2 separate regions of the Mus musculus genome follow, and region 2 is linked to region 1. The links are chromatin contacts, found by Hi-C or POLR2A ChIA-PET in ENCODE. All regions are on one chromosome and are shown on one strand. Each heading gives the region's core, a stretch centred on a gene start or an enhancer-like site at or near the end of the contact. The rest is flanking DNA. Distances are from core to core; before and after follow the strand shown. Region 1 holds the start of Fam160b1 (family with sequence similarity 160, member B1). Region 2 overlaps Gm41874 (a long non-coding RNA gene).

The links. A loop is a pair of places that touch in the nucleus more often than their neighbours do. ChIA-PET counts read pairs that join two places held with the same protein, here RNA polymerase II (POLR2A).
Region 2: POLR2A ChIA-PET joins it to region 1 with 22 read pairs in Patski. The contact joins the enhancer-like site here to the promoter of Fam160b1 in region 1. A Hi-C loop is called at or near these places in 1 of 37 maps with a recorded cell type or tissue (T-helper 17 cell). POLR2A ChIA-PET finds 5 or more read pairs at or near these places in 4 of 5 experiments (Patski and embryonic stem cell).

The regions. Positions count from the first base shown.
Region 1 is chr19:57,359,311-57,363,132 of GRCm38, reverse strand. Fam160b1 (family with sequence similarity 160, member B1) reads right to left here and starts at 2,124. Exons shown (of 17, transcript NM_145505.4): 1 at 1,763-2,124. The coding sequence starts at 1,807. B230217O12Rik (RIKEN cDNA B230217O12 gene) reads left to right here and starts at 2,234. Exons shown (of 3, transcript NR_040316.1): 1 at 2,234-3,119.
Region 2 is chr19:57,409,876-57,413,697 of GRCm38, reverse strand. It overlaps Gm41874 (a long non-coding RNA gene), which reads right to left. Exons shown (of 3, transcript XR_877961.2): 3 at 2,426-2,510. Among named protein-coding and RNA genes, the nearest start is that of Gm41874, 7.3 kb to the right of the region's middle. Within about 2 kb of position 1,762, at least 2 of the 3 ENCODE cell types and tissues checked have a DNase peak (open chromatin) inside an H3K27ac peak, as active enhancers do.

The sequences.
Region 1 (3,822 bases), core at 875-3,374:
ATCATTGTCTGGGGGAGTTCTTTCCCAGGATAGCGTTGAAGGGGCGAATAAAAAAAAAAATTCTTCAAGGGATGAGGGACCAAATCTATAAGATCTTAAGTTCAGGGCCAGCCTGGACTACATGCGACCCCTCCTAAGAGCAAAGCAGAGCCAATCACATTATCAGGAGCAGTCCTTTCTCTTGGCAAAGCGTGTGGGTGGCTGTAACACAGCTTAGAAACCAGCATGGAGCAAATGAACTTGACATTTCCACAGGCCAGACATTTATTCCTGGGACTGGGTGAACATAGTGAGCTCCTCCCTCCTCACGGCAGGATGGGGAAACTGGATACTACAGAGCCAGAGGCTCACGCAGGTAATTTGATAGATGCTAATGATACACGTAATTATAAAAAAAAGAGTACCAAAACAGAAAACACAGGCCTTGGGACCAAACTGAGTCTATAAACCAAAAATCCTAGCCAGGCTTAGAGACATGCCTAGAATTTAAGTACTCCAGAGGCTAAGGTAGAAGTTCGAGGCCAGTCTGAGCAGAGCTCAATGAGTTCAAGGCCACCTTGGGGCACTGGGCAATTCTCTATCTCAAAAATAAATAAATAAATAAATAAATAAATAAAATAAAATCCAGTGGGAGTGTTTTTATCTAGAACACGGCAGGCCCCAGGGTTTCATCCATATAATTTATTCATAGTTATCTTTTAGTTATCATTATATCAAGCAATGTTGAACTTTAAAAGTTTGATGACTCTTTATAGTCTGAAGTATAATACAAAATATCAATATAAGTGTTGTTAAAAGTTTTAAAAATTATTTTACCAATGCTGTTGCACACTGACTCCATATTAAGCAAGAAAAGTAGAATTGGCATCTTAGAGTGCAGTTCTCTACCCCATGTGTCAACACTGCTCCTCAGGCAACCCCATTTCTTTCTTGTTTGATGTGCCACCAAGCGAAACCCAAATTCCACGAAGTATGTAAAAAGCAATTGTGTTAAAATTTTGTCTCCATATCTGAAACTCACAACTCTAATTTTCTTAGCTGACCCTAAAAACCACCGTGGTATTTTGTCATCTTTTTACTTTTCTTTAGAAAGTCATGTGAATTTGAAAGTGCTACTATTAGGCCATTCTCAATATGCAAAGAAAATGCCATTAAAAAAAAAAAAACACAGTAACTTTCTTCACATAGGATGATACTCAGTCCAAAATTAGCTAGTAAAATAAAGCAAAGGGTCGCGTTTAGCACCGACAAGAAAAGCATTCTCTTCCTAGGTTTTTGGGTGCTGTACGTTTGGCGGTTTGAGTTCTGTCCCCCCGGTGCTGTTTAGGACCAGGCTCACAGTACAGCGGTTGCAGGCTGCGCCAAGAGCCTCCAGGAAGCGCATTACAGACAAGAAAAGGGAAACAGATGGTGTGAGCTGGGCGATCGCGGACCCGCAAACTCCCGCAGATCGATCACCGAGGTCCGGCCGAGGTGGGCCGCTGGGCCCGAGCTGGCAGAGCCGGTACCGGTGTGGACCGGGCCCCAGGGTCCCCGCCGCTCCTCTCTCACCCGTACCAAAGCAAAAGCAAGCCCTGCCCACCAGCACCGCCGTTCTTTTGTCTTGCGCGGCGCTGGCCACGTAGCCCCGGAGGTTAACGGCCAGGAGGCCTCGGGAGCCGCCCGGTCCCCGGCTGGAGAGCAGAGGCCCCGGGGGTGCCCAGGCCTCGCCGCAGCCTCCCTCCCCGCGCCTCGCAGCCCCCCGCACCCCAATCGGACTCACCGCCTCCACGGCATGCTGCAGGATGGACGTAAGCTTGGAGAACATCCTGTCCCGGGACTGCAGCAGCTTCTCCCGGGACGACCTGGAGAGCTCCTCGATGCGCCGCCGCCGCCCCTGCTGCGGCTGCCCGGGCCGCTCCAGAGTGAAGGCCGGTGCGGGCGGGCCCGGGCGGGGAGCGGAGGGCGGAGGCCGGGCGGGAGGCGCGGCGGCTCTGATCGGAGGACGCGGGGCCGCGGCGGGCGGCTCCGAGGTCGTTCGGCTGCAATCGGGGCACCGCGGAGCTCAGCGGCGGCGACGCGGACACGGTGGCAGGAGCTCGGGCTCTTCCGGCTGCCGTGCCCGCCGCGGCCTGCAGGGGACGCTGATGCGGCCCGGGGAAGCCCAGGTCTCCGCTGCCGGCGTCGCTGGACGCGGGGCGGGGCGCGCAGAGGCCAGGGCGGGGAGGGCGGGGCCAGCAGGGAGGGCGGGGCCGACTTGAGGGCGGGGCCGATGGGGAGAGCAGGGCGGGCGGGGTCGGCGGGGCGCTGAAAGGCTGAGGCCAGGAGGGAGGGCGGGCCTGGCGTGGCGCACCCGGCGGTGCTGGCACTCGTCTCTCGGTGACCAGAGAGCAGTGTGAGGATTTGGCAGCGACGTGTTGACGCTGCGCTTGCGTACCATACGTAGGGCAAGACTGGAAGGCCGCTGGGAAAATACCAGCATCCCGAACGCAAAAAACGGACAGCGGGTCCACGTGCTAGGGATTCGACCGCATCCAATGCAGGTGGGAAGATCCCGCTAGACTAAAATAGCTTATCCTTATCAAAACCCGGAAATGCCAAATGGACACGTGGGATGAGGGTTCGGTTAAATAACGCAGGATGGTGGCCTACAAGGTTTCAGTGTGTTTCTGGAAAAGGAAATAATATTCAGGATGCCTAACACCGATGAGTGAAGCCTCAAGTTAATGAGCCCTGGGCTGGAGGCTTCCTAAAACACTATGCAAATGTGTATTAAACAAGGCGTAGAGGAAACACTGACCATTTTAAGATGGTTGATGCAACTTCTGAAAATCTGAAGAACTTTGTTTCAAGCTGGTATTAGCATTTCACGAAAAGGATCGGGGAGTTCTGCATTAGGGTGAAGTAGATTTCTCATTAACATGGATGAAAAATACCTATTGATAGTATAATTCGTTGAGCAGAGGGCAGAAGAGGGCGCCGCAACTCTGAGCAGGGTTGAGAAGCCTGTTTGGATCCAGCTCTGCCATTCTGGGCCGTGAGGTTACCAATGTAGCAGTGAAGAAAGCCGGGGATCACAGGCTCTCCTCCTTGTTATAACATTAGTAACAACACAAGAGGAGAGGAAACCAAGAGAGAAGGTAAGGGGAGACTCGAGTCTTTCTCATGCTTTGGTTGTTTGCTTCTGCTATGCTCAAAAGCAGGTAAGCATAGCCTTGCTTTCTGTAAACTAAAACGCTGGCAACATCCTCTGTTATTTGTTGGACATTGAGCTGTGTTCCTTGCCACGTTCAAGGTCCTTGTTCCTGCTCCATCCTAGAGCACACAATGTTTGTTGTTATTATTCATACTACTTATGAGGTTTGGTCAGTTTATCAACCATAATAATTTTCCTGGCTAATTACATGGCAGTTTGTATTTTCACAATGTCCTGCAGCCACAACTTGTGTAGGGAGTGATGTTTAGGCGGGCTACAAGTTGTGTGTGATGGATATTTAACTTTGCATACTTATTATAAGCACAATAAAATATATGTTTGGCTATGGGTTAATATCAATACTCAATGATTTATCTGCCTGGTCCCTAATTTCTAAGACGCACAAGTTAGCTAGAACTGTAACTGAGCCAGTAGGTAGATTTCCTACTCCCGTTCCGAATGCTGGGAGAGGCACTAATGTAAAGCCAGTAGGTAGATTTCCTACTCCCGTTCCGAATGCTGGAGGAGGCACTAATGTATAGCCAGTAGATAGATTTCCTACTCCCGTTCCGAATGCTGGAGGAGGCACTAATGTATAGCCTGCCTAGTGCTTGGATGCAGTTGTTGATGCAGTTGGACTCACCTCA
Region 2 (3,822 bases), core at 513-3,012, 51 kb before region 1:
CTTATCACAGCAATAGAAAGTAACAATAATATCCCTGATCTCCCTTGGGCATCACTGTAGATTTTCTATCTTCTGGGGAGCCAACCACAAAGTATAGACGAGATCTTCTGTTGTTCATGTCAACTGTAATCTCCTCTGCTCACTCCTAGAACAGCAGACATCAGGCAGGAAGAAAGGCATGCATGAGAAGCCCTCTGCAGACTTCTGCCTCCCAGACTCCATTTGGGACATGTGTCTATCTGGTCAGCATCCTCCAGCACAAATTCCACAGTCGGGGGTTAACAAACCTCTTGTAATGTAGATAGCAGCATCAAAGAGGAAGTCCTCCTTATAACCCAAGGAAGACTGGCTAAGCCAGAGATGAAAACTTGGCTTACAGGAGGACAAGATAAGAAAGAAAAAGAACAACTGTCCCGTTAACAATGACACATGTATTTCTGACCCCACAAAGTGCAGCCCTCGAACAGAAGTTCTAAGGCTTTCACTGCAGAGCCTGTCTGCTTGGTTTTCTTCTCAGGAAGCCTAATGCTTCTGTTTCCTCGTCTTGGTGTCACCCTCTAGACTGTGGTGAAGACTGCCAACTTGCCTCTCCTGTCACCCAGGACACCCCAGTAAGCTGCTCCACGTTCCCTCCTGGATCTGTTTAGAATACTCTGTCTCTCTGTATGTCTGTGTGTGTGTGTGTGGGTGTGTGTGTGTGACATGAGTGAAAGTGAACATGCCCTAGGAGGCCACAAAAGGATGCCAGATTCCCTGGAGCTGGAAATACAGGCACTTGCAAGCCTTACACCTCACATGGCTGCTAAGAACCAAACTCAGGTCCTCTGGAAAAGCAGTAAGTACTCTTCACCTCTGAGACGCCTCTCTACTTCCCCACTGCCTTAGTCAGGGTTTCTATTCCTGCACAAACATCATGACCATGAAGCAAGTTGGGGAGGAATGGGTTTATTTAACTTACACTTCCACACTGCTGTTCATCACCAAAGGAAGTCAGGACTGGAACTCAAGCAGGAGCTGATGCAGAGGCCATGGAGGGATGTTCTTTACTGGCTTGCTTCCCCTGGCTTGCTCAGCCTGCTCTCTTATAAACCCAAGACTACCAGCCCAGAGATGGTCCCACCCACAAGGGGCCTTTCCCCCTTGATCACTAATTGAGAAAATGCCTTACAGCTGGATCTCATGGAGGCACTTCCCCAACTGAAGCTCCTTTCTCTGTGATAACTCCAGCCTGTGTCAAGTTGATACACAAAACCAGCCAGTACACCCACCACGTCCATACCCCACCCCATGTCCATTTCCAAAGTTCTTTATAAGACCAGGAACTGACAAAGGGGGCTGTGTCCTCCAGCAACACTACCACATGCCTACCTCAGTCCTCCAGTAACTTAGTGGTCCTTGTATGGTCTTTCTTTTGAGCTCTAGTCTGTCAGTATCGTCCGTGGTGTACAGCAGCACCTACAGTGTCTGTCTTCTACCTCTCAGCTGTTTCCTCGTCCTCGGGGAACAGGGGAGTTGTTTTGTCACACAGGAAAGCATCCTGTGCCCGCTAGGCGCCCCCGTCCCTGCGCTGTGAGCACGAGAAATGGCTGGGCATGGATTCCGCCCATGCTTCGCTTGGCAGCATCGGCTTGAGGCCGCTGCTTCCCCAGCTCCGGATGAGCTTGCCTGCTGCTGCTCTGAAAAAGCCCAGGAGCCTCGCTGTGGTCTTCAGGCAAGCTGCCAACCACAGAGTACCGCAGGCAGGGCTGATCTGGGTCAGTGAGTCCTAGCTTTTGACTCCATGCGCACAGGCCCTTTAAACAGGAAGACACAGCATCCGCCTCTCAGAAAACCGAAGGTCGCAGATGATCAAAACACACAGTGTCAACAAGAGCAGTTTAATGAGCGGGGCTTCATCGGCTTGGAAATGGATTGGCCACTTCGGTTTGTAAATAAACAAATAGAGCAGGCCATGTTTGGGTTTTTCTAAGGAGAGATGAAGGAGATGGGAGCGGGGGAGGGCGGGGGGAGCACTGAGCTTTACGATGTCCTAGAATGGGTATTTGGGGAAGAGGGCTGGGTAAACAACCATGAAATGTGGAGATTTCCCTTCTTCCCGCCAGGCTCTGCAGGCTGCAAGACACCCGTCAGAGTGAATGAGTGACTCCATAAACCCGGCCTCTGTGGCTAAACAGCTGGGGCAAAGCATTCTGAAACTCCTCAGAGCCCGGCAGGCTTCCCCTAAAATATTTACAGGAAGCAGCAACGTGGCAAGCCCGGGCTTGGAAAATTTGGATGAAGGCTAAGAAAGAAGCTACAAAGGGGCCAGCTGGATCACGTCTAGTAAATCTCACGGTGGCCCAGAATTTCCTTTTTTTTTTTTTTTTGAGACAGGGTTTCTCTGTGTAGTCCTGGCTGTCCTGGAACTCACTTTGTAGACCAGGCTGGCCTCGAACTCAGAAATCCGCCTGCCTCTGCCTCCCGAGTGCTGGCGTGTGCCACCATGCCCGGCTAGAATTTCCTTTCTTTATCTGCAACGAGCAACAAGGGGTAGACAGTGAGGAGGTGAGACACCTGGCCACTGGCAGAGTGGAAAACAGCTGGGATTGTGTTCCAAATGCTGCTCCAGTCTACAGCCCTCCCCCGGGGCAGAAGCTGGCCTTCAGAAAGCTCTCCAGGAAAACCTGCCCTAGCATCTCACGTGTCTAAAAGTGTCTCTAAATCAAAGGCATACAATGAGACTCAGCCGAAGGAAATTATTCTGATCCCTGGGGAGAGACCACTTTCAGGCCCGCAGAGGGAAGCAGGGGAGCTGAGAGGAGCTTTGGGGCTGTTTGCACCCTCCTCCGGACATCAATGGCATAGTGATGGTTTGAAGTTCCCCAACTGCCCTTTCACAGATAAGTGAGGTTCAGCGCCCAGAGGCTGGGGCAGCTTCAGAGGTTTGTGTTGTTTGTATTGAAATGTTTCCTTTGGTCTCTATTAGAACGGGAGGTCCATATAATTCCTGGCATGGTGTGAGGAGCAGGTGGGAATCCTGCTGAGGCCTCTTCCAGGCAGATGGAGTGACTGGGTCCTGGATGAGCTGTGGGTCTCAGAGCCTTTCATGGAAGCCCCTAAACGTTCTTGGGCTCTTCACACATTGGGGATACTCACAGCAATCAACTGAAATACAATCGCTGGTGTGCAAGACATACAGATCCTAGTTGTGCCTGGGAGAGTCTGATGTGAGTCTACTGTGGGATGTTCGATGTTTGAAGAAGCGTCAGAGTTTGGTGTAATACAGGCCTGGACCAATGAAGGCCTAGAAAAGGCCAACCCTTTGGCTTCTTACTAGACAGTGTTTTCCAAGTTCCATGCAACTAGGTAAGAGACGCCTCATGTTTTCTGGTGTTGTGTAGCAGGGTCCACACACCGCCCCCATATTGAAACATTTTATCCTTCAGGGAAGCTCCCTAACATAGCAAGTTAAACAATTCAACATAGTCTCAGGAAGTCCCTGAAACTGACACGATTCACCAGCCTCCTCTCCCCCAAGAGTAAACAGTCAAGACAGCTAAGAAACATTCTCAGACAAGCCAAGCAGCTCGGTACAGGTGTAAGTCACCAGGAAAGGACTCTCTCCAACCTGCTGATCTGCCTACAGGCTGTTCAGTGTGCTCCAGGTTCCCAGCTTTCCTGAACTGTCACCCATGCTGGGGTGGGCTTTGTTACTGAGTTATTTCTGCTCTGGTAAGAAACCCTCTCCTGCAGGGCGTGGTGGCGCACGCCTTTAATAATCCCAGCACTCGGGAGGCAGAGGCACGCAGATTTCAGAGTTCGAGGCCAGCCTGGTCTACAAAG